2 separate regions of the Homo sapiens genome follow, and region 2 is linked to region 1. The links are chromatin loops, found by intact Hi-C in ENCODE. Cell type or tissue: IMR-90. All regions are shown on one strand.

The links. Peaks named below come from ENCODE experiments on the same cell type or tissue, not always from the same donor. Only the 100,000 strongest peaks of a DNase experiment are listed, where the experiment ranks them.
Region 2: it touches region 1 in a loop (7-fold over the local background); 86 of 110 quality-filtered maps call a loop at or near these places.

What each region holds. Positions count from the first base shown.
Region 1 is chr18:59,458,578-59,461,077 of GRCh38, reverse strand. The region is part of intron 5 of CCBE1 (collagen and calcium binding EGF domains 1); the gene reads left to right. Among named protein-coding and RNA genes, the nearest start is that of LMAN1, 100 kb to the right of the region's middle. In IMR-90, a CTCF peak has its summit at 1,516 (motif pointing left); a DNase peak (open chromatin) is centred at 1,497; H3K27ac peaks cover 897 bases.
Region 2 is chr18:59,822,748-59,825,247 of GRCh38, reverse strand. It overlaps the pseudogene RPLP0P12. Among named protein-coding and RNA genes, the nearest start is that of PMAIP1, 76 kb to the left of the region's middle. In IMR-90, a CTCF peak has its summit at 1,432; a DNase peak (open chromatin) is centred at 1,447.

The sequences.
Region 1 (2,500 bases):
GACCCTTTCACCCTTTCAGACATTTTTCATAATTTGGTATGACTTAGCATAAGTGATACAAGCCCTGTGATTCCATGTGAAGACCTCATTTTTTTATTTTTATTTTATTATTTATTTATTTATTTATTTATTTATTTATTTTTGAGACAGAGTCTCCCTCTGTCACCCAGGCTGGAGTGCAGTGGCGCGATATCCGCTCACTGCAACCTCTGCCTCCCAGGTTCAAGCGATTCCCATCCCTCAGCCTCCCAAGTAGCTGGGATTACAGACGTGCGCCACCATGCCCAGCTAAACCTTTTTGTATTTTTGGTAGAGATGGGGTTTCACCATCTTGGCCAGGCTGGTCTCGAACTCCCGATCTCAGGCGATCTGCCTGCCTTGACCTCCCAATGTGCTGGGATTACAGGCGTGAGCCACAGCTCCTGGCCCACGCCTCATTTCTTAGTCCTCCATCTAAGAAATATACCCAGCCTCCACACCTTCTAAGCAGAGGACTTTCCTCAAAATATCTAAAAGATGAATTATTACACATCCAAACATTCAATTCAGCAATAAGAAATGTCACAGGCCAAAAAGAGTCCCACATTCCGGAACATCAGAAGCTGATAAGCATTTTCATCTGTTTTGGACTAATTAGTAAGCTCAATATTTCGTTATGGTCATTTTGTTATGAATTGAGAGTGATTCTTGAGTATAACCACATGTGATCTGAAATCATCTCTTCCTCCTTGGTTTTCCTTTTTAACTTTGCATATCTAATGCCTGTATTGTTACAATCAGAGGAATTTGAAATCAAACACAACCTCAGCTGGTTGTTAGGAATCCAGGAGGAGAGAAGGGAGGGTGGCCCCAGGACTGCCTCTGAGGCTTGAGAGGTTGCAATCCACTGGCTTCAGGCTCAGTGAGACAAGCTGTCTGGCTAATGGACATTCAGTCACTTTGATTTTCTCTTTGAAAATATGTAGCCGGAGCCAGTTTAGTCACCCCAGGGAGTCTGTAGCCTCAATAGGGAGACAAATTAAGGAAATGTTGGCTCCAATAGTAATTAGCTTGCCAGTCTTTATTTTTCAACTTTTGTTTATTTTCTGATAACGTGACCGTGACCCCTGGCATCACTTATTACAGGTCAGTGTCAGATGGCCAGGTGTTTCATATTACTTTCAAGCTCCACTAATCCATAGATCAGCGGTTCTCAACCTTGCAATTACCTGGGGAGCTTTTTTAAAAATGCTGATACTGTTGCCTTGCCATCCCCAGACGGGTGGTGTGCAGCAGAATTCATATTTTAAAAGCCCTCCAGGTGATTGTAATGTGCCTCCGGGGTTGGATATTACAGCCAGAACACAAATCTGCACGATCAACTTTTAAACACAAACATGCTTTGTTCATTTCTAACACTGCCCATATAAAATATTTCAGGAACATTGTTTGGTTTTTCTAAGATATCTAAGGCATTACAACTTCTAATGCTTAGGATAGACGTCCTGGTCAACTTCAGGAAAAATTAGAGCTTCATGCCCCCATGTGGCTAATCAATAATATTGCACCTTTAAAATCTGAACAAGTTGAAGAAAAAATGTTAAGTGATACCATCCTAGGCTTTTCCCAGAAGTGTGACCACAGCATTAGTTGAGAGGATTGAAAACATGCAGCGACATCTACCCCAATTTCTAAGTAAACTGTTAATGTAGCATATGTGAGATTATTTGTAGCTCCATGTTGACATTATTGTAGACAAATTACAAGGTGGATGTGAACCCGTCATCAGAGTAGGTTTTATGTTCCAGGTCTACATATACAAAAGGTATGAGTCCTTGTTTATCTTTAAACCCTTGAGAGCTGTATTGAAAAGGTGATGTAAGGTCCCAACCCCACATATCTGATTTTGTAGAGAACTGAATCATAGTAATACCGACAATAAATAACATAAAAATGAGTACTGTGAATAGAGCTCTTAACATAAGCTGGGCACTGTTCTGGGAACCTACATATCTTATCACTGGCTCCTCGTAGCAGCTCCAAGTGATAGGTGCTGTTACCTTTTTACCGTTCAAAGAATGGGCATTCACAGAAACCATGACTTGTCCAATTTAAAAGGTACTAGTTAGCAGCATCAGTATTCAAGTTCTGATCATGTAACTCCACCAGCGCCTACTCTCCTTACTACCATGCTGTGTACTTCTGCGTCAGAGGAGCTTCAAGTCTTCTGGATAATGTTAATCTTGGTTCACTGTGTTCTGACAGTTCCACAAAGGAACAGAAAACAGCCCAGGAATTTGCATGTAACAGGTCACTCCGCAGAGCTTCTGCCCTGGAGCCTGGCCGACAGATAGCTCTCAGGTGTTCTCAACAGAATTCCCAATAGCAGGCTCACTGCGTGCACCCACTCCTCCAAAACGGCCAGCTGGGACCCAGTTGAGTTCGTGGTCTCTTCGCACAGCAATCTGAAAGACCTAAGGCAAGTTACTGTCTCTCTCTGGATCTCACTGTCATCTACAAA
Region 2 (2,500 bases), 360 kb before region 1:
ATCCTGTATCCTCATCCAATTCCTCTAACTCTTCCTTGGCTTCAATCTTAGCTGAGGCTGCAGCAGCAGAAGGAGCAGCTGTGGTGGCAGTGGCCACAGGGGTAGCAGCCGCAAAGGCATATGGATCAACCAAGAACACCTTGAACTTTCCAGCAAGTGGGAAGGTGTAATCAGTCTCCACAGACAAAGCCAGGACTCATTTGTACCCACTGATGGTAGAATGGGGTACGGAGGCAACAGCTGGATAACCAATCTGCAGACAGACATTGGCAATGTTGCGGACACCCTCCAGGAAGTGAGGATTCAGAATTTCCTCTGTGATGTCAAGCACTTCAGTATTGTAGATGCTGCCATTGTCAAACACCTGCTGGATGACCAGCCCAAAGGAGAAGGGAGAGATGTTCCGCATGTTCAGCAGTGTGGCTTCGCTGGCTCCCACTTTGACTCCAGTCTTGATCAGCTGCACATCACTCAGGATTTCAGTGGTGCCCAAAGGTTTTAGTGATGATGCCTAAAGCCTGGAAAAAGGAGGTCTTCTCAGCCTGTAATCCCAGCACTTTGGGATGCCGAGACGGGCAGATCACCTGAGGTCATAAGTTCGAGACCAACCTGACCAACATGGAGAAACCCCATCTCTACTAAAAATACAAAAAAAAAAAAAAAAAATTATCCAGGTGTGGTGGCACATGCCTGTAATCCCAGCTACTCAGGAGGCTGAGGCAGGAGAATCGCTTGAACCTGGGAGACAGAGGTTGTGGTAAGCCAAGATCGTGCCATTGCACTCCAGCCTGGGCAACAACAGGGAAACTCCATCTCAAAAAAATAAAAAAGGAGGTCTTCTCAAGGATGGCCTGGCACAGTGACATCACATGGGGCAATGGCACCAGCACAGGTGGCTCCTGGCACCTTACTGGCTACCAGCATGTCCCTGATCTCAGTGAGGTCCTCCTTGGTGAACACAAAGCCCACATTTCCCTGGATACGAGGCAACAGTTTCTCCAGAGCTCGGCTGTTTTCCAGGTGCCCTTGGATGGCCTTGAGCATCATGGTTTCTTGCCCATCAGCACCATGGCCTTCCCTCGGAGGGACTTGAGGATCTGCTGCATCTGCTTGGAGCCCAGATTGTCTGCTCCCACCATGAAACATTTCGGATAACCATCCAAAAGCTGGATGATCTTAAGGAAGTAGTTGGACTTCCAGGTCACCCTGTCTTCCGTGGGCATCACGACGGTGCGTCAGGGATTGCCACATAGGATTTAAAGACGATGTCACTCCTGCGAGGACACCTGGTGAGAGAAAAAAAGATACTGTTTACAGGTGACAATAGCTCTCATAGCCTAGCTCCTGATGCTGAGTGCGAAGATTCTAGAGCCCAGTGAAATATCCTTTAGTGCTCCAAGAGCTATTGCCACCTGTAATTACCTGGGAGGACAAGAGATGGCGCTGTGAGCTCAATAGAAAGAGAAGACAGCAGGCCCTGAGCCATCTCCCAGCTGATCAAAGGCCACCAAAATGCAACGCCTGGGATTTTTCTGATTTCCTTCTTCATTGCTTTAGAGGCTTTCCCAAACCCCAAATAAATGCCGATACCAGAGTACATAACTACATAGAGAATTGTTTTCTTCTCATCCTCAGGAGGGACTCAGCTCCCAAACATACATGACATGAAACTGCAAGGAAAACTGGGCAAGCCCTGTGAGTTTCCAGTTTTGCTGGAAAGGGGACTAGCAGGGATTGGGGGTTCTTTGGAAAGCTGTGACTGTCATAAACAATAGCCTGGCGTAAATGACAGAATTGGGTATGGGTGAGCGAGAGAAAAACAGATGAACCAAAACAAAAAGCAAACAACAGTAATTGGCACCATACATCATTGCTGAGCTCTTGGGAGGATCTAAATCTGCTTTTCTGCTAGGAACACATTTGTATCACTTTGTCCAGCTGTTCACAGAAAATCGCATCACTTTGACCATAGGATCACTCCATTTAAAACTCTTCTGTGACAAAAATCTCATCCAGCCTCAGTCCTTTTATCAGTTTTTCAGTCACATTTTCTTTCTTTCTGCCATGTTAGGGACAGAGATGCTCCCTTGGAAAAAGGAAAGCGATAACTTTTCTGAGATAGGGTAGAAAGTAAGATGATGAAGGAAGAATGAGCCAATTTCAGATCTGAGGTGGTGCCAACTCTTGATGGGCTTCATGTGCAATTCATGTGAATTACGATTAGATGTTTACTCACAAGAGGCTCTCCTGCCCCAGGCATATTTTAACTATAATCCTAATTTCCACCTTCACCCTCTTACCCCAGACTGATTAGCATGCTTATCAAAATAAACATAATTAGGAAGATGAAGCCATAAGGCCAAACACATTAAATAATGCTTTCATATAATTTACAGCAATGCTTCAGAACAAGCTTTCTGCCACGTCATTGTGATCAAGAGATTTGTGTGATGAAGAAATATTTGTATCCCCGAAGGAAGACCTTGGCATCCCATTTCTC